Regions from separate parts of the Homo sapiens genome. Here region 1 is linked to region 2. A link is an interaction called in ENCODE POLR2A ChIA-PET data of the cell type or tissue named here. Cell type or tissue: PC-3. All regions are shown on one strand. Each heading gives the region's core, and the rest is flanking DNA. Links, peaks and the distances in the headings are about the cores only.

Region 1 (10,171 bases), core at 891-8,890, 69 kb before region 2:
GATGTTTCATAAGCTGTCCTATGAGAAAAATGTTGGTTACTACTATGATCATGATGATTAATATTATCAGAGCAGAAACCAGGAGACCTTGATTCTACTCTCTAGCAAAGTTCTGTCTTTGTTAGTTTTCTGATGTTGGAGGTCCTTGGCCAGATGTGATGGAAGCTGGGCTTTTGTCCCATGGTACCCAATGAGCAGAGCAGGATTTCTATTTTTATTATTATTTTTTCAACTTTTATTTTACATTCCAGAGTACATGGGCAGGATGTGCAGGTTTGTTACATAGGTAAACATGTGTCATGGTGGTTTGCTGCACAGATCAACCCATCATCTAGGTATTAAGCCCAGCATCCATGAGCTATTCTTCCTGATGCTCTCTCCTCACCCTAACCCCGACAGTCCCCAGTGGGTGTTGTTCCCCGTGATGTGTCCGTGTGTTCTCATCGTTCAGCCCCCACTTACAAGTGAGAACATGCAGTGTTTGGTTTTCTGTTTCTGTGTTAGTTTGCTGATAACAGCTTCCAGCTCTATCCATGTCCCTGCAAAGGACATGATCTTGTTCCTTTCTGTGGCTGCACAGTATTCCATGGTGTATGTGGTATAGAGCAGGATTTCTAACCCACAAGAAGGGATTGAAAGAGGCTTTCTCTTTTCTGAGTTGAAGACCACAGGCCTCTCACATTGGGATTAATCTTTGGAGCTTGACTCCAAACTCTCAGACTCTCCATCTCTTCAACCTCTTTCCCCTCCTGCCCTGCCACACTCTACCCACTGCAATCAGAAAAGCTGAGCCCACACACAAAGAACCTGAGCTTTGGAAATACAGTTCATTAATGGCAGGTGTGTGGAAACCCACGAGGAGAAAGTGGAGGAGACACAGTCCTTGCTATCTTATGCAGCAAACTAGGATTTCTGATGCAAGACATGCAGTAAGGTAATGAGTGAATAGTCCTAAATAGCCTCGGTTTGGAGTCAGAGAAGAGCACTACATGCGTCTGACTGTACAAAGAGATTCCCATGCTCAGTTCCCTAGGCTGCTAGACGTCAATTGTCTCTGTGCAGCTGCTGAGAAGATGGAAGAGTAGGTGTCCTCTTTGGCCAACTGAGGCTGCCATGAGTGCACAGCCCATTGGAGTCATTAAGGCCATCTAAAACTAAGTGGCCATATAAAAGTCATCAAGGCCATATAAAACTATATTCCTTGTTCACAATCCCACCAGATACAGAAAGACGGGAAGAGGAGTCTAGTCCTTTCTACTTGTTCCCAAGTCCTCTTCCACCAAGGCAGGTTATCACGGAAATATTCCAGGATCTGGAATGAGACACTTGGATTTGAGTCCCAGTTCTTCCACTTAGAGACCATGTGACTTTGATTGACTTTGATTGGTCCTTTTGACTTTTTTTTTTTTTCTTTGAGACGGAGTCTCGCTCTGTCACCAGGCTGTGCAGTGGTGCGATCTCGGCTCATGGCAACCTCCACCTCCTGGGTTCAAGTGATTCTCCTGCCTCAGCCTCCCAAATAGCTGGGACTACAGGCGCTCGCCACGGCACCCGGCTAATTTTTGTGTTTTTTAGTAGAGACAGGGTTTCACCATCTTAGCTAGTCTCAGACTCCTGACCTCATAATCCACCCACCTCAGCCTCCCAAAGTGCTAGGATTATAGGCGTGAGCCACTGTGCCCGGCCTCTTTTGACTTTTCTAAGTCTTGGTCTCTCCAAGTGTAAAATGGGGGTCCCCTGAACTACCAACTTCACAAGGTCTTGCTGAGAATCAAATGAGATAATGGATGGAAAGCCCCTTTGAACCAAAATGTACCATGTATGTGGTGATTTTTCTACATTCCTCACTAGTTTGAGCTAATAAGCACATAACTGTGGCCACCAGAAAAAAAAAAAAAGTCACTGCAAGTAGCAGTTTTCTCTCCTGGTGAGGACAGTTCAGTAAAGGCAACATCTCACTGTAAGGTACAGGTAAAGCTGAACTCTAGATCTAAATATGAGCATATCTGTGGCCAACAACACCCTTTTACAGAAAGAACAAGGCCAACATTTTATTCTCCCTATTGCAAGGCTGTTGACTGTCCCAGACACCGAAGGGGAGACTGTGACATGGTGGCCATGAGCATTCATCTCACAGATCTCCAACTACAAGGAGAACAACTGACCAAGGACTCTGGCTGCCTTTGAAATATATTATCATGTTTGAGCCCAGGTAAACCTTCCCAAAGCCACTTCCAGCCACTGACTAAGCGCAGCAGGGCTACTAAGGTGAGCCCTCCAATGTCTAATTGTAGCTCTAGGACTCCGCAACAGTTTTGCCAAATTTTTCTTAGACTGCGTAGCAGTCTAGAAGGCTTCTACCTATCTTTTCTTTCCACAGTCCTTCACTCAGTACAGACATTCTTCATGCAAAGAAAGAGGCCTGTTCATAGTGCACACAGGGGGCCAACTTCATACGAATCACGTGGTGTGAATGGTATGGACTGAGGCCCCTCAACAACCACATGTTCTGTAGCTCTGTTTCTATTGCGAAAGAAGGGATCGCTCAAGAAAAGGCAATAGGGAGAATATAAGGAGGAAAAGCCTTTTTTATTTTTAAGGAATAACTATTTTTGAAAAATAGAGCTTGACAGAAACATTAGTTGAGGAGTAATCCAAAGACTGCATTGACTGTCATGGGAAGCAGGGAGGCCCCTGGTCCTGAAAGTGCTGAGTCAGAGGATTGAGGCTATTTTGCAGGGATTTCATCACATGATATGCAGGGGATGCTGAACTTGATAAATCTGTAAGGTCTGTGAATCTAGAAGTCATTCAATTAAATACAAACATGGGTCTGGATAATTCCAGTACCTTAGAGTTGAAATGATCCTGAGTTCCTGCCTCTAAATGACAAATGTATTTATATGAAAGTGACCAGTGGACATCAACTCTTACTTGCTCCTGTTCTAGACCTTGACAGAAACTCCAGGTGGCCAGCTAGACCCCAGTGCCACCCTTCCCAGGACATTAGCACCCTCGGTGGGTGTGGGATCCGACACTAGCCTCCTTGATAAGAAGCACTGCGCACTGGGCTGCCTCCAGAGCCCTTGACTGCTCACGCCCATGAGTACCACCTGTGCTTGAGGACAAGGCTGTCACTTGCTAGCAATCAGCAGAGGGTTGTCACAAAGCCAGGAGCAGGAATACACCAGGGCAGTATGGCGATCCCAGGTACACACAACCACAAAAGGCTGGTATCCCATCTCCACTGGGAACAGAGAAGATTCACTAGGTTCCTGGGGCTGTGCTTCAGGGGAAATGGTAGGTAAGGAGGAGATCCCTGCTCACAGTGAAAACTTGTGTCCATAGGAGAAGAGTAAACTTTGTCCTGGGTGGCTTGTTCTTGGCCACCTGCCATTCTAGGAAGATTCATCCACACTCCTCCAATTTCCTACCACTCTGCTCTCGGCCTGCTGTGGGTCAGCTCCAGCCTCCATCACTCCATGACTTTGTTCTCATCAAGATCACCAGTGACCTTCAGATTGCCAGAGTCCAAAGCCCACTTTTCCAGGCCTCATCATACTTGCCCTCCTGGCAGCATCCAGCAGTGTTGGCCACTCCCATCTGCCTCCTTACTGGTTTTCTCTCAAGCTTTCTTTTGTTTTTAATCCCTGCACATCACTCCTTCAACAAATATTTATTGAGCATTTACCATGGGCTAGCCACTGGCCTAGGCGCTGGGAACACGGCGGTAAGAAAAAGCAGACATGATTCCAATCCTTACGGAATCTACGCTCTAGCAGAAAAGTCATATGTTCTTCAAATGACACACACACAAATGCCGAATGGCAATCACACTCTGTGAAACAGGTAAAACACTAAAAATTCCACAGAGAATTGAGCAGGTACAAGAAGAGGAAAAAAAGAGTTAGGATTTTTAGCTTTTAAAAAAATCACTACATATACATATAGAAGGTACAATAAATTTTATGCCTGTTCATGGTAATCTATGTACTGAGATACATAGCTTTAACAACTCAAGCTCACTCACAATTCAGTCTGACTTTCACAAACTAATTTCATATTACTTTATATATAGAACAAGACAAATATACCAATTCTTTATTGAACAACTGTGCTAAGCTTTGCGTATGTTATTTAAGTAGTGCTAGGTTTTATATAAATCGCCTTTTCTAATCCTTTCAATAACCCATAAGGAAGTATAATTATCTCCATTTTACAGATGAGAAAACTGAAATTCAGAGACTTTACCAAGCTGGCACATGGCAGGCTCTGAATATAGACCCAGAACTTCCTTTTGACCAAAAAAAAAAAAAAAAATTTACAACGGAAATATCCAATCTTGCATATGCAAATGAAGCTTGTTCCATTCAAATATGTGCTCTAGAGACCACAAAATAGTCTTCCCTAGAAACAGCTTTGTGAACCTGAAGCACAATCTTCTGAATGTTCTCATTGCAGTCAAGGCTTTGTCCTCGAAGAATGGAGTTGATTTTCAACAGTCATTTGGCGCATAGGCTGGTTGCATTGGGAGGGGGAGGTCAGAGTGGGTCATAGAGCACACCTGTCCTCTCATCTGGCCAGCTACTCTCTGTCTGTGATGGAATGGGCTCTCCCCAACCCAAATACAAGTACTTCTTCTGACTCCTGAGTTCAAGGTGGCCACTCATGCTACCTCATGCTTCTGTCCAGTGTGTCTGGCTCCAAAAGTGGGTATATGATCCAAGTAAGGCAAATCAGAAAACCTCTGTTAGATTTAGCATATCAATGTTGGAAAAAAGGTCTCTCTTCTTTTCAGGTTGTATCTCAATTTCCCATTGCTGCTATGACAAATTCCAACAAACTTCATGGCTTGAAACAACTTGAATTTATTCTCTTATAGTTCCGAAGGCCAGAAATCTGAAATCAGTTTCAGCGAGCTAAATTCAAGGTGTCAGCAGGGCTGGTTCCTTCTAAAGGCTCTGGAGGAGGATCTTTTTCCTCACTTTTCTTAGCTTCTAGAGACTTCCCAAATTCTTTGGCTTGTGGCCCCTTACTCCATCTTCAAAGGGCATTACTCCAAGTTCTGCTTCATTGTTCCCTCTCCTTCTTCCACCTTCAACTTTCTTTTTTCTTTTTTTTAATTGAGACAGAGTCTTGCTCTGTCACCCAGGCTGGAGTGCAATGGCATGATCTCAGCTCACTGCAACCTCTGCCTCCCGGGTTTAAGCAATTCTTCTGTCTCTGCCTCCCAAGTAGCTGGGACTACAGGTGCACACCACCACGCCCAGATATTTTCTTTTGTATTTTAGTAGAGACAGGGTTTCATTGTGTTGCCCAGGCTGGTCTTGAACTCCTGAGCTCAGGCAATCCACCCACCTCAGCCTCCCAAAGTGCTAGGATTTCAGTTGTGAGCCATCACACACAGCCAACTTTCTTACCCACCTCTTATAAGGACCACATTGGACCCACCCAGCTGATAATCCAGGATAATATTTCCATCTCAAGATTCTTAATCACATCTGCAAAGTTTCTTTTGCCAGGTAATGGAACATAGTCACAGGTTCCAGAGATTATACATGGACATCTTTTGGAGGCCATTATTCTGGCTAACATAGACTGCAGGTTTTGGGGCTGCCAGTGACTATGACAGCCATGTTAAGAAGGCTTGTCTGTAGGGTATGGGGTGACTAGAAAGAAAAAAAAATAAGACAGAGGGAGAGAGCAAGAGAGAGAGAGATGACAGTACCTTTGAACTTCTAGATTCCAGTTGTCCCCGAGAGAACGACAGAGCGGGAATTCTGGGCTGCAACATGGAGAAACCCTGGCTAAGAGATGGAGAGAGATGTGTTTACGGCCTTTAACCCAGTTTTGCCCACAGCCAACTGCACTCTCAGATATCCAGTTGGGTTTTGTCACGAGGAATTAAAAGTGAAAAAGTACCACGCTTTAGTAAAGAGGGAAGTGTGACTACTAAGAATAGATACTGATTTTCTTTTAGTGAAAAGTAACTGACCCTAAAGCTGCTCCCCAAAGACAAGTCCTAGGGTGAGGAATAAAATAAGTACATAGGTTTGGGGAAAGGCATCTGGCATCTCCGGGTAACTGTAAGAAAACAGTACTCATTTGGAAAGCTATATATACTTGTAATGTTTCAAATAATTTAATATTTTATAGAACAGATACTCATTGTTTCTTCTCCTACCCTTTAATTCATCCTTAGAAAATGCATCCATGATTTATTCTCAAAGAACCACACAATAAGATCACTGTTGATTGGGTCAGGGGCTGATACCCAACCTAACCTGAACCGGTTAAATTCTCTCCAGCCATTTGAAATTGGAACTCAGAGCTACTAGTTATAATTAAACGGTGCTTAACCAGAGAGTCAGAGAAACTGGCCTATACAGAAAGGAACCATGTGAAAACACAGAGAAACAAAGATGGGAGGCCAGGGAGAAAGAGAAAGCAAGCAAATATTAAAAAATAATAATAATAACATTTGGGAAATCTGGGCAAAGTGTATCTTGGAATTCTTGGTATTATTCATGCAACTTTTCTCTAAGTCTGAAATTACATTTAATTTTTTTTTTTTTTTTTTTGAGACAGAGTCTCACTCTGTCGCCCAGGCTGGAATGCAGTGGTACAATCTCAGCTCACTGCAACCTCCACCTTTCGGTTTCAAGTGATTCTCCTGCCTCAGCCTCCTGAGTAGCTGGGATTACAGGAGCATGCCACCACGCCTGGCTAATTTTTGTATTTTTAGTATAGACGGGGTTTCACCATGTTGGCCAGGCTAGTTTTGAACTCCTGACCTCAAGTGATCTGCCTGCCTCTTGGCCTCCCAAAGTGCTGGAATTATAGGTGTGAGCCACCACACCCAGCCTAAAATTTTTAAAGTTTCAATAAATAATGTAAACAATATAAACACTCCAAGTAAAAGACATTGTTAAGAAAATTAAGAGATGAGTGCAGACTAGAAAATATTTTCAAATTCATGTATCTGATAAAGAACTTACATCCAAAATATGTAAAGAATTCATCTAATATATAAAGAACTCAACTTTAAAAGTGGACAATTTGAATAGTTGCTTCACCAAAGAAGATAAACAAAAAAAGATGCTCAATATCTTTATTCATTAGAAACATGTAAATTAAAACCACCTTGAGATACACTTACATGCTCACTAGAATGGCTAAAATTAAAGACTGATTAATACCAAGAGTTGTCAAGGATGTGGGACAACTGAAACTGTCATACATGATGGCAGCAATGCAAAATGGTACAGCCACTTTGTAAAAGTTTTATAGTTTCTTATAAAATGGGACATGCACTTACTCTACAGCCCAGAAATTCTACTTTGAGGTATTTACCCATGAGATAAGGAAACCTAAGTTCACACAAAGGCACGTACTTTATTCAGAAATGAAACTCAAATATGTATCAATTGCTGAACAGATAAATTGTGGTGTACTTATACAACAGAATACTACTCAGCAATAAAAAGGAAGAACTACTGATACATGTGAGAGCATGAACAGCTCTCAAAAGTATTATGCAAAGTGAAAGAAGTCAGACACCAACAGACACTGTAGAGTCCATTTCTATGAAATCTTCACAAAGCAAAACAGTGACAGAAAGCAGATCAGTGATACCAGCGGCCCAGGTGTTGGGAGGGGACTGGCTCAAAGGGGCTCATGGGGGTGATGAAATGTTCTCTTTCAGGATCGTGGTGGTGGTTACATCTTTGTCAAAGCACATCAAATTACAGTTTTTGAACTGATACATTTTAGAGTATGAAACTGATATTTAAAGTTGACTTTTAAAAATTCTCTTCTCCCTCAAAGCAAAGACTACATCAGTCCTCCAAAATAAGGAGCTAGTCTTTTGCCAGCCTTTTGAGAGAAGGAAGGAAAAAACACCTAATTTCTCTACCAGGTTATCCTGCCTCACTCATAAAGCATCTCCCTTTACTTTAATAAGCACATGGATTTCTCTTACTTGCAACCAAAAGATCCCTAAGATATTTGTGATGGAAAGAAAATTAAGTTTCTTAACTAACTCAGGGAGTCCAAACTACCTAGAAACATAATGTCATAAAATCTTCTAATATTGTATGCAGATGGCTTTATCCCTTCTGGAATGCTAATTTTCAGCTTGCTGTCTTCCTAACATCACTCCAGGCATGTTCAGTGCAGTTCACCACCCGACTTGTACGACATCTATTCCAGGACTAAACTCATCATCCTGGTGGAATGGTCTCAATGTTCATTATTCTTTGGGATAGAACAATTTATAAAGTTCAATTATCTGCAATTGCTCTGTTGAAGGAATAATCTCCATATAGATGAAGGCAGCCCAGTGCCACTCTTGCTTGGACTGTAGCATTCTCAAAGCTCTGTGTTTCCAGCAAAGGGGGAAATGACAGAGTCCCAGGTCCCATCTAACTCCCAAGGATTCCTGAGCCAGTAGCTCCTGCCTCCTAGTCCTTGGGCCCCTGTGACAGCTCCATGGAAAATATAACCTCCTTCTGATATGAGCCCTTGTTGTACATGCTGAGAACAACAGCACTGCCAGGCAGCAAGTGTCGCAGAGGGACTACCCTTGGCCACAGCATAATGGCTCATCATGGCGTTACAATTCCATCTGAGGCTGGGAGTTTCATCCAAGACCAGCAGCCAAACGTTTAAGGGTTTGTATCAAGACAAACATAATTATGAGACAGAAAGGGCCTATTAGTTCTACTATGTAATTTTAAATCTCAAACTATCAAAACACACACACACACACACACACACACACACACACTAAAAAACCCCTCTTCATCTTCTCATTTGAGAAGGCTGTAATTATTCCAGGGTCCCTAACAGCTCACTCAATGGCTGGTTAAGCACTGCTTCTTAGCTGACAAGACCCCATTCCATGTTGGTTCAGGTCAGATGCAGGTGGCTGGGCCAGATGACCGGAGGAAGCCCTTGGATTCCATAAGCTCGAGTGTGGGACGCTGGATAGAACATGACTACCTTGTTTGTTTTTAATTAGGAAATTGAAATTGCCACTAACAGGTTTCTGCACATGTGGGTCCAAGTGTGCACACACTGGCATTTGTGTGAAGGCATGAGTCTCCAGGGACATGTGTGTGGCCGTCCATGACCGATCATCCGAATGCTCTTCTCTAAGTGTAGATTATCTCAGGGCATGAGGACACCCTTCACAGCCTGGGCCTCCCTGCCAGCTCTGTCTCCACACTCTTATCCACTTGGTGCCACATATGCACAGCCTTATGGGTCCTGGTGTTGGAAAGGAAAGTGCCCTGGGCAGCAGGCCAGGCCGCCAGCTGATTCACCGGTCAGCACTAGGCAAATTGATTTACCTCTCTGATGTATCCCTATTTCCCTCTCTGCAAAACAAAGACAAGAATATTTAATCCATAGGGTTCATGGGAGGATTTGATGAGCAAATATGTGCAGAAGCATGTTGCCAGTGTGTTTATTGTGTAGTCATAATAATGGAACAGTAGAGTATGATGCAGTAACAGTGCTTGTCTTAGTTTGCATTCTTCCACAAGTAGACTCCGTGATAAGGATTCAAGGCCAAGTAGTTTGTTTGGGGTGGGGAGTCGGAAGAAGACAAAGAAGAGAAGTCAGCCAGTAAAGAGTGCCGTGTCAAACCAGCCACCGTTATGGGTGACAGGAGCATACCCCAGAAGAACACTGTGGACAGTGGTGTGGAATACACTCCTCAATGTTACCCCTGCCTGAGGGAAATGATGGAGTTACCGTCATCTGCCCTGGCCAGGATCTGGTGGGTGGTTAGTTTCTCAGCACTTGCAATATGCTGTACACAAGCGCCCAGAGCTGCAGACGCCAGTATTTGGAATGTGGCCAGTTCCTGCTGAATCCAAGACCTGAGGGCCAGGAGCACGGGCTTGGCAGCAGCTGCTTCAAGTTGGATCATTGACACTGCAGAGCCACGTTTCACAACCAAGGAACTAAACTCAGGGCAGACTTGGATTCCAAAACAAGACGTGCAAAAAGGGCAATTTCAGGAGGAAGATGAGCCCAAAAGGGAGATCTTTCAGGCCTCATGGCATTTGTGCCTCTCTTCACAAAAATAATTTTTTTCCTGCTCTATGTAAACCTTGTACTAAGTGCTGCAGATACAGTGCTGACCAAGACAGAATCTGCCCTG
Region 2 (10,171 bases), core at 1,008-9,007:
CTAAAAATACAAAAAATTAGCTGGGCGTGGTGGCACATGACTGTAATCCCAGCTACTGGGGAGGCTGAAGCAGGAGAATTACTTGAACCTGGGAGGTGGAAGTTGCAGTGAGCCAAGATTGCTCCATTCGACTCCAGCCTAGGCAACAGAGTGAGACTCTGTCTCAAAAAAAAAGAAAAGAAAAGGCACATTTAATTTCTTGTCTTTCACAGGGGTAAGGTCAATAAATACTATATTTATAATGCTAGTGAGAATTTGAGGCTAAAAATATTTTAATGTAACCAATAGTAGAAATGAATGCATAATTATGAAGTACTAGAGGGAAAAAAGGACACAAAGAAAAGGAAATGACAAAAAAAATTGTCTCCCAAAAACATGATGACAAAGGTAACAGAAAGAAGGCCAGACACATGCATTATTCCCAAAAAAAGAGGACAGACTGAACAGCCTAACTAAAAGACTACCAGTTGGGTACAAATATCAAAAATTCAATCATAAGCTATTTACAGAGGGATGCCCCACAGAAAATTGATGAGGGGAGAATTCAAGACAAAGGGATTTTTTTTTTTTTTAGTGTTCAATTTCCACTTTATCTTCTTTCATTACCTCTTTTATAATTAACGATTCATTTGCAGTTTTGCTGAATAAAAAAATTATACAAATATTCTCAGACAAAAAAAATTAATGCCAAACTTAAAGGTGATTACTAGAAAAATAGTACTTTTAAGTACTACCAAGGAAACTCTGTATAATGTTTGAAGTGACAATTTGAAATGCTTAAACAAAAAGAAAAGAAGAAAATTAAATGCTGACTTCAAATGCTATTAAAATTAAAATTTTTTACATAGGCCGGGCACGGTGGCTAATGCCTGTAATCTCAGCACTTTGGGAGGCCGAGGCATGGATCACGAGGTCGGGAGATTGAAACCATCCTGGCCAACATGGTGAAACCCCATCTCTACCGAAAAAATACAAAAATTAGCCGGGCATGGTGGTGGCCACCTGTAATCCCAGCTACTAGGGGTGCTGAGGCAGGAGAATCGCTTGAACCCAGGAGGTGGAGGTTGCACTGAGCTGAGATAACACCACTGCACTCCAGCCTGGCGACAGAGCAAGACTCCGTCTCAAAAAAAAAAAAAAAAAAAAAAAAATTTAAGTATAGCTACTTTATTTCATTTTAATAGAATACACGAGGCCCAAACAGAAATCCTGCAGTTCAATCAAAATAAGTCTTCAAACTAATGAAGCTTTTTTATGCTATACTCTTTACAGAGATCATTAAGCACACTACAATGAAGAAATCCCATTTTCTCTGATCTAATTCTGTAACATTACCAGGTAACACTGTGGAGCCCTATGACCTTCTGGTCTTGTAGGGCTCAGGGATCATGGGTGTTTAAATAGGGAAATGTCATGTGAGTGATGCAGGACAGGTGAGCCCCAAAACTGGGGTTATGCCCAGGAGGGTTTTTGGCTTTGCCGGGAAAGAATTCAGGAGTGAGCCTTTGACTGAACAGTACTGCTCCTTGCAGAGTAGGGCTAGCGCTCAGGCAGTAGCCCAGAGTCAGCAAGGCAGGGGCTCCTGGCAACTGTATTTAACATTCAGGTAAACCCACATTTGGCTATATGTAAATTAAGGGGCAGGTCAATGCAAATTGAGGTTATTTAGAACTTTCTACAAAAGGATCGTAATTTCCAGGTTGTTGCCATGGAAAGGGGTAGTAACTTCCAGGTCATTGCCATGGCATTTGTAAATCGTCATGGTGCTGGTAGGAGTTTCTTATGCCAATGAGCAATGACAGCAGCCAGGGATCACTTTTGTCATCGTCTGCTGGTTTCTGCCGGTTTCTCCATTTTATCCTGTCTGGACCACATCCTGTTTTGGTCAGCAGTGTCGTGACCAAAAAGCAAGTCCTGCTGGTCTGTTACCTCATGAGAAAGGATGCCTTTTCACCATAGGGCTGTGCACTTCTGAAAGACCTTAGAGGCCCAGCCTAGCTGACCATTAGGGAGACCACAGGGCTTGCAAGTAGGACGCAGTCAACACCACAGGGCACTCAGTAAAACCTCCAGGAAACAGAGTGAGAACAGCAAAAGAGGAAGCTCAGGGCTTCAGGACCCTTCACCTTTCAGTCCCCATCCTTCTTTCTGTATCCCTATCTCAATCCCATTGTGACGCCTCCTGGTGCCAGGCTCCAGCTATAGATATATGATGTAGTGGTTTAGGGCTGGGGTCTTAACAGCCAAAGGGACCTGGGTCTTAATATTATTTCTGCCACTCATGAGTTGTGTGACCATCGATAAGGTACTTCATCTGAGCCTTTTTTCTGATCTATAAAATAGAGGAGCAGGATATTAATAGCACCCATGCCTCTGCAGGGTATGGAAAGAATCAAATGAAGCAATGCAAAATAATTGCTTAGCACAGTTTCTGGCAGGTAGTAAGTACTCAAGAAATTTGGACTGTTATTACATTATGCATCTCTCCCACATACCACATCCCTGAAAAATCAGAAATTTCCTCTCCTGAACATTCCCTTTTGCAATGATGGTAAGAAATCAGTGAAAATCCTCTCTGAAAAAAAAAATACTGTATATCAAACAAAATCATCCAAAGCCAGCCATTTCAGGGATTTGGAAGCTGACCAAAGACTGAGTAGGAACAGCAGAAGTCTCTGGTCCTCTTACCTGGTGAGGTTCCCAGGCCCCCAGCTCAGTCCTCAAGAATGGCAGTTTTACCAATATGGGGCTGGCTGGAAAAAACAGCAGCTCTGCTGCCAGAAGGGGCAGACTTAACTTGTGGTAGGGGGCTTTGTGAGCTAAACATAGGAATATTACAGGAAAAATTACAGCTTTACTTGCCAAGGTTGTAATCCCAGTTGGTGTAAGAGCATAATGGGAATGTAATGTGGCTATACTAAAATAAGAGGTCCATAGAAGGGCTGAGATAAACTCTTCCTACATACCTGGCTGACTAGAAACTATAGGGATATGCAGGGAAGATCTGAGAGAGCTTGGCAGAGAGTAACAGCCAAGGACAACTAGAGAAGTGCTAAAACTTGAATGCACTCTGCAACTCACAGACAGATCAATCAGTGGAGCTTCATGCATTCCAGTGTTTGAAAACAACTACTATCTAAATCACTGGCTCAGAATCACTTCTAGAATGGCAGAGTAGAAAACTAAAAATCTGCTCCTTAATAAAACCAGCAAGAACATTGGGAAAAATGGTCAAAATCAACTTTTCAAAACTCTAGAAATTAGTCAAAGGCTTACACCAATCTAAATGTTTATTCTCTGTAAGAACAGTGAGCTTTGTGCCTTTTCAACTTGCCCCATTCCCATCCCCCTCTCCCCAGCTTCATGGTAGACTTGAAAATCAACAGCCTTACAACTAAAATAGCTGTGACAACCACCAACAGCCTGGCAGCCAATGGAGGGGCAGAACAGGTTTGGAGCTCAACAAAAGCTCCATCCCAGAAAACTGTCACTAATTAATTTGTCTGGCAGTTCCCTGAAAAGGTGCATTGTCAGGTCTTATCTTTACTTGATCTGACTCATAGCTCTCTCCATGCAAAAAGCCCTAGCCCTAGGACATTTATTTTAAAAATCAATGGCAATTGTTTAATATCACAGCTGTCTGGGGCAGGAATCCAGTTAGTGCTAACAAGAGGCTGACCAAAAAACTTAAAAGGAAAAACTGGGGAAGAAGATGTCCTGAGGAGCCTTTGAAAAGCTCCGACATATTCCAGGGAATCTAGAAGGCTATCTCAGGGCTGTTCCTTGCTGAAAAAAAGAATTCAGCGATATTTCTCCTATTCGCTTTTGTAAGAGGAGAAATATGGCTCTGTTCTGCCCGGCTCTCAGGCAGTCAGACCTGATGGTTATCTCCCTTGTTCCCTGAACATCGCTGTTATCCTGTTCTTTTTTCAAGGTGCCCAGATTTCATATTGTTTAAACACACATGCTTTACGAACAATTTGTGCAGTTAACGCAATCATCACAGGGTCCTGAGGCGACACACATCCCCAGCTTACAAAGATGATGGGATTAAGAGATTAAAATAAAGACAGGCATAGGAAATCACAAGAGTATTGATTGGGGAAGTGACAAATGTCCATGAAATCTTCACAGTTTATGTTCAGAGACTGCAGTAAAGACAGGTGTAAGAAATTATAAAAGTATTAATTTCGAGAACTAATAAATGTCCATGAAATCTTCACAATTTATGTTCTTCTGCCATGGCTTCAGCCGGTCCCTCCGTTCAGGGTCCCTGACTTCCCGCAACAAAAGCGACAAAAAAAAAAAAAAATCACTAGAGATCCTCAGATCCTCATAAGATTAACAGCTGAATTGTCAATGGCAACCTGGAGGCCAGAAGGCAGTGAAAATAACACATTCAAAGTGCTGAATGAAAAACACTGCCAGCCAAGAATTCTATCTCCAGCAAAGCTGTCCTTCAAAAACAGAGAAGACACAATGCCAAGACAATGCAATACGGAAAGAATCATCTTTTTAAAGACAGTGCTGGGACAACCAAATATCCATATACAAAAGAATAAGTTGGCCCCAACTTATACCATTTACAACAATTCACTCAAAATACATCAAAGACCTAAATGTAAGAGCTAAAACAATAAAACTCTTAGAAAAAAACGGAGGCATAAATCTTCATGACCTTGGATTAGGCAATGGTTTCTTAGCTATGATACCAAAAGCACAAGTAGCAAAAAATTATTACATAGGACTCCATCAAAATCAAAAACTTTGCTTCAAAGTTCACCATCAAGAGAGTGAAAAAACACAATGGGAGAAATATTTGCAAATCACATATCTGACAAGGAACTTATTATCCAGAACACATAAAAAACTTAGATAACACAACAGTAAAAAGGCAATGTAATTAAAATTGGGCAAAAGATTTGAATATTTGAAGAAACAATCATTGGCTCACCACTAAGCTATATGGACATAGGAGCAGCACCTAGGAAGCCAGGCCAAAAAATAAATAAGCACACAAAAATTGAGCAGAGATATCTATAGACACATATCATAGGGAGATATGTGCTAACTGGCTAAGAGCAAGCTAGTTACCAAAAAACAAACAAACACTTCAAAAAGTAAATCAGAATCCAGAGATACTACAAGATATTATCAAAAAGATTTCAACAACAAAAAAAATATAGGATATGCAAAGAAACAAGAAAGTGACCTATAATCAAGGTGGGGGAAATCAGTCAAGGAAAATGAAGTCTAAGTGGGCCAAGATATTCAATTTAGCAAAGACATCAAAGCAGCCATTATGAATATGAGCCAAGAATTAAAGAAAATTCTGTTCAAAAAAACTAAAGTAGGCCAGGCGCAATGGCTCATGCCTGTAATCCCAGCACTTTGGGAGGCCGAGGTGGGCAGATCACAAGGTCAGGAGATCGAGACCATCCTGGCTAACATGGTGAAACCCGGTCTCCACTAAAAATACAAAAAAAAATTAGCCGGGCGTGGTGGCAGGCACCTGTAGTCCCAGCTACTCAGGAGGCTGAGGCAGGAGAATGGTGTAAACCCAGAAGGCAGAGCTTGCAGTGAGCCAAGATCATGCCACTGCACTCCAGCCTAGGTGACAGTGTGAGACTCCATCCCAAAAAAAAAAAAAAAAAAGTAAAGGAAACAAATGTTCCTAGAATTAAATGAATATATGACACCAATGACTCAACAAATAAAGAATATCAATGAAGAAACTGAAACTTTCAATAAGTATCAAACTCTACAGTTGAAAAGTTCAACAACTGGCAGGGCACAATGACTCATGCCTATAATCCCAGCACTTTGGGAAGCCAAGGCAGGTGGATCACGAGGTCAAGAGATCGAGACCATCCTGGCCAACATGGTGAAACTCCATCTCTACTAAAAATACAAAAATTAGCTGGGTGTGGTGGCACGTGCCTGTAGTCCCAGCTACTCAAGAGGCTGAGGCAGGAGAATCACTTGAACCCAGGGACCAGAGGTTGCAGTGAGCTGAGATTGCACCATTGCACTCCAGCCTGGGCGACAACAGTGAAACTCCTTTTTTAAAAAAAAAAGAAAAGTACAACTACTGAAATAAAAAATGCACTACATGGATTCAACAATGGGTTTGAGATGATGGAAGAAAAAAGGCAGTGTACTTAAAGACAGATCTACAGAAATTATCCAACGTGAAAAAAGAAAAAAAAGACTGAAGAAAAATGAACACAGCCTAAGTGACTTGTGGGACAATATCAAGAATACCAATATACTATACATGGAATAAGAGTCCTAGAAGGAGAAGAGAGACAATGTGGCAGGAAAAAAATTTTTTTTGAAAAATAATGGCTGAGAACCTCCTATAGTTGATGAAAAAATTAATCTACAGACCCAAGAAGCTCAATAAATCCCATATAGGATAAAACTAAAGAAATCTACACATGCCAGGCACGGTGGCTCATGCCTGTAATCCCAGCACTTTGGGAAGCCACGGCGGGTGGATCACGAGGTCAGGAAATCAAGACCATCCTAGCCCACATGGTGAAACCCCATCTCTACTAAAAATACAAAAAAATTAGCCAAGCGTAGCAGTGCACACCTGTAGTCCTAGCTACTTGGGAGGCTGAGGCAGGAGAATTGCTTGAACCCGGGAGGCAGAGGCTGCAGTGAGCCAAGATCATGTCACTGCACTTCAGCCTGGTGACAGAGCGAGACTCTATCTCAAAAAAAAAAGAAAAGAAATCTACATTTTTACACATCAGAGTCAAACTGCTGAAAGAGAAAAATAACTTATTATAAAAAGGGAAATACAAAAATAGAATGAATGATGACTTCTCATCAGAAACAATGGAGGCCACAAGGCAGAAGAATAACATTGAACATGCTGAAAGGAAAAAAAATACATATGTCAACTAAGAATTTCATATTCAGCAAAACCCTTTCAAAAATAGAGGCAGAATAAGACATTCCTAGATAAACAAAAACTGAGAGAATTAATTACTGGCAGAGCTGTCTGAGAAAGACTAAAGAAAATCCTTTGGGCCAAAAGGAAATTACACTGGATGGTAACTTGAATTCACAGGAAAGAATGAAGAACACTGGAAACAGTAAGTAGGAAGGTAAACACAAAAGACTGGTTTTTTCTCTTTTCTTCTATTCCTTTTTAAAACATAAGAGTTCTTAAAGCAATAATTATAATACTATTTGTTAGATTTATAGTACATACAGATGTAACTTATACTGTCGTGTGAATTAGGAGGACAAGAGAGACCTCGGGGTAAACCAGGAGGATCTTTTCTGAGTGCACTCAGACCCAGCAGACTCAACATCCAAAAACTGAGCCAAGAACAAAGACAGCACTTGACGCTTATACACACTTCTAAAAGGGGATGGGCTAACTTGAGTCAAGCTTACACTGGCGCAAAGCAAAAGCAAGGATACAGAGGCAAGACAAGACGGTTAATCAAATTGTAACAGGTTCATAACTCAGGATTACACATGACCATTGCTATGCAACTCAGATGGCCATTATCTAGTTTGCCGTAGTGCCTAGCAAGGCTTATTCCATGGCCTTCACTATGGTGCCCAGGTGGCCGTATCTCAGGCCTGCTCAGTTGCTTTATGACCATCACTCCACTGCTTAGATAAAACAGAATACTAGAAGTCACTAGTTACAGGGAACAGGAATCTATAAACTCATACTGTAAAACAAAGAGAAATTTGTTTTTCTTCTCCCTATGTGGAGGGAGTGGTGGGAGAGTCTCCAGAGCACATTCTTCTGTGTCCTGGCTTCTTAGATAGTATTATCAAGACTTTTCCTGGGTTTCAGCTGTGCTTGTTGCTGCCTCTGGGACAAGTCAGCCTAGCACAGGAAAGCTTATTCCCTTTTTTTTTTTCTTTCTTTCTTTAATTTCCTGCCTCAATATGACAATAATAACATAAATGGGGAAGGAAGAATGGAATTATATAAGAGCAAAGTTGCTGTATTTTACTGGAGTCAGATGAATACTAATCTGAAACAGACTGTACTAAATAAAAGATGTAATCCCTCCAGAAACTGCAAAAACAATTTAATACATAGCTTAAAAATCAACAGAGGAACTAAAACAGCACATCAAAAAAAATTTAACACAAAAAATTTTCATTTTCATTTGTATCATGCTTTTCATTTGTATCATCCATTAGTGGAATTTTGAAATTCCACTAAATGACCAGTACTTCCCAAATTTTTCACTAAGGTAACTGCAGAGAAAGTTAAAATCCCTGGAGGGTCTGCCTGCAGGCCTGCCCACAGAGGCAAAGTTTTTGCTTTAATATTTTGTGTTTTACCTTTAAATTATTACCCTTTTTTTTTTTTTTTTTTTTTTTTGAGTCAGAGTCTCACTCTGTCCCCCAGGCTGGAGTCCAATGGTGTGATCTTGGCTCACTGCAACTTCCGCCTCCTGGGTTCAAGCAATTCTCCTGCCTCAGCCTCCTGAGTAGCTGGGATTACAGGCACCCACCAGCATGCCCAGCTAATTTTTTTCCTTAAAATTTGTGAATTTTATTTATCTTCTATATGCTACCTTTGTGATTGTATTTGTTATAAAACTAATGTGTGGTTTGTATGTTTATATGTTTGTTTTTCTGGTTTGTTTCTGCTAAAATGTTGAAGTAAAATTAATAGTTGAAGAAAATTTACCCAATAAGGCCTGTAATAGATGCATGCCTTCTTGAGAAGCAGAGGCCTAAATCAGTGGCTTTCAAACATTTTAGAAACTCAGTAAGAAAAACATCATGACCCATTTTATACACAGCACATGCATATACACACACACATGCACACATATATACACACAAAACTCTGACTAAAATCAAAATTTCTTTCCTAGCTCTTTCTTGTTTTTTAATTAATCACAGGACTTCTTACAAGTGATTCTGGTTCCCTGTGTCACTACACCCAAAGAACACTTAAATTTTTACAGTGGATTTGACTGCTTTAACCCAAAGTAATGACATGGGCAGTTAGGAAGATATTTTTTGTTTCTGTTCAATTTCCATCTCATGATTTGCTGCCTACTTCATCCAACAGTAAATTAGTTTATTCTGCTTTTGTTCTTTTTTTTCTTTTTAAGACGGAGTCTCGCTCTGTCGCCCAGGCTGGAGTGCAGTGGCATGATCTCAGCTCACTGCAAGCTCTGCCTCCTGGGTTCACACCATTCTCCTGCCTCAGCCTCCTGAGTAGCTGGGACTACAGGCACCCACCACCACGCCTGGCTAATTCTTTTTCTTTTTTTGTATTTTTTAGTAAAGACGGGGTTTCAACATGTTAGCCAGGATGGTCTCGATCTCCTGACCTTGTGATCCGCCTTCCTCAGCCTCCTGAAGTGCTGGGATTACAGGTGTGAGCCACTGCGCCCGGCCTCTGCTTGTTTATTTATGGATAATAATCAATACAATCTGGTTTTGTAGATGACGATTAACATAAAAGATAAACATTGATGGATCATGTGCTATTATATCTGCATTTCTTTGCAATACTATCAGTCATTCACTCAATATACAATTCTCAGCTGTACTTTAAAAAGGATATTTAAGTTACTGAAGAAAGAGATGGTACCTCAGATTCATCAGGGCACTGTGCTAAGCCCAAACACACCAAAAAAAAAATGTTTGAAGACTATTTATATGTTTCTCTAAAGGACCATCAGGTGAAAGTTACATGAAGCCATAAACTTAATATGGAGAGTACTTTTCTAACCTTTTATAAAGTGGGGTAAATGAAATGGGGTTCTCTATTAAATAGTGGACTCCTAATCCCTGCAAGTAGTAAAGCAAAAAAAAAAAACAAACAAAAAACTTTTAAACTACATATATAGGATATAATAAAGCAAATCCAATGACAAAAGGTATGCTGAGGTGTCAAAATACAGGGCGAAAACACAGGAGGAAGTGTTTAAATATGACTAAGAAATCTAAGAAGACTTTTGGAGGAGGCAGCATTTAAGCTGGGCATTCATTTACACACAGGTCTTTACTACCCTAGCTTGAAATTTAAGGTTCAGAGCAATAAACTAAAAAAAGAATTTATTTTTTCTAATTCCAACTTCACTCCTCTTAAAAATTCTGCCCTTCCTCTGAATTAAATGTATACACAAAAACATAGAAACCTAATAGACATTTTAATGTCTCA

The links. ChIA-PET counts read pairs that join two places held together with the same protein. Peaks named below come from ENCODE experiments on the same cell type or tissue, not always from the same donor. Only the 100,000 strongest peaks of a DNase experiment are listed, where the experiment ranks them.
Region 1: POLR2A ChIA-PET joins it to region 2 with 10 read pairs; 3 of 35 experiments call an interaction of 5 or more read pairs at or near these places.

Annotation. Positions count from the first base shown.
Region 1 is chr15:79,802,349-79,812,519 of GRCh38, forward strand. No RefSeq gene overlaps it. Among named protein-coding and RNA genes, the nearest start is that of TRC-GCA5-1, 63 kb to the left of the region's middle. In PC-3, for the core only: no CTCF peak of the experiment used is centred there; no DNase peak of the experiment used is centred there.
Region 2 is chr15:79,870,978-79,881,148 of GRCh38, forward strand. All of the region lies in intron 3 of ST20-MTHFS (ST20-MTHFS readthrough), which reads right to left. All of the region lies in intron 2 of MTHFS (methenyltetrahydrofolate synthetase), which reads right to left. Among named protein-coding and RNA genes, the nearest start is that of MTHFS, 21 kb to the right of the region's middle. RefSeq lists a silencer at 3,270-3,564. In PC-3, for the core only: no CTCF peak of the experiment used is centred there; no DNase peak of the experiment used is centred there; H3K27ac peaks cover 1,048 bases.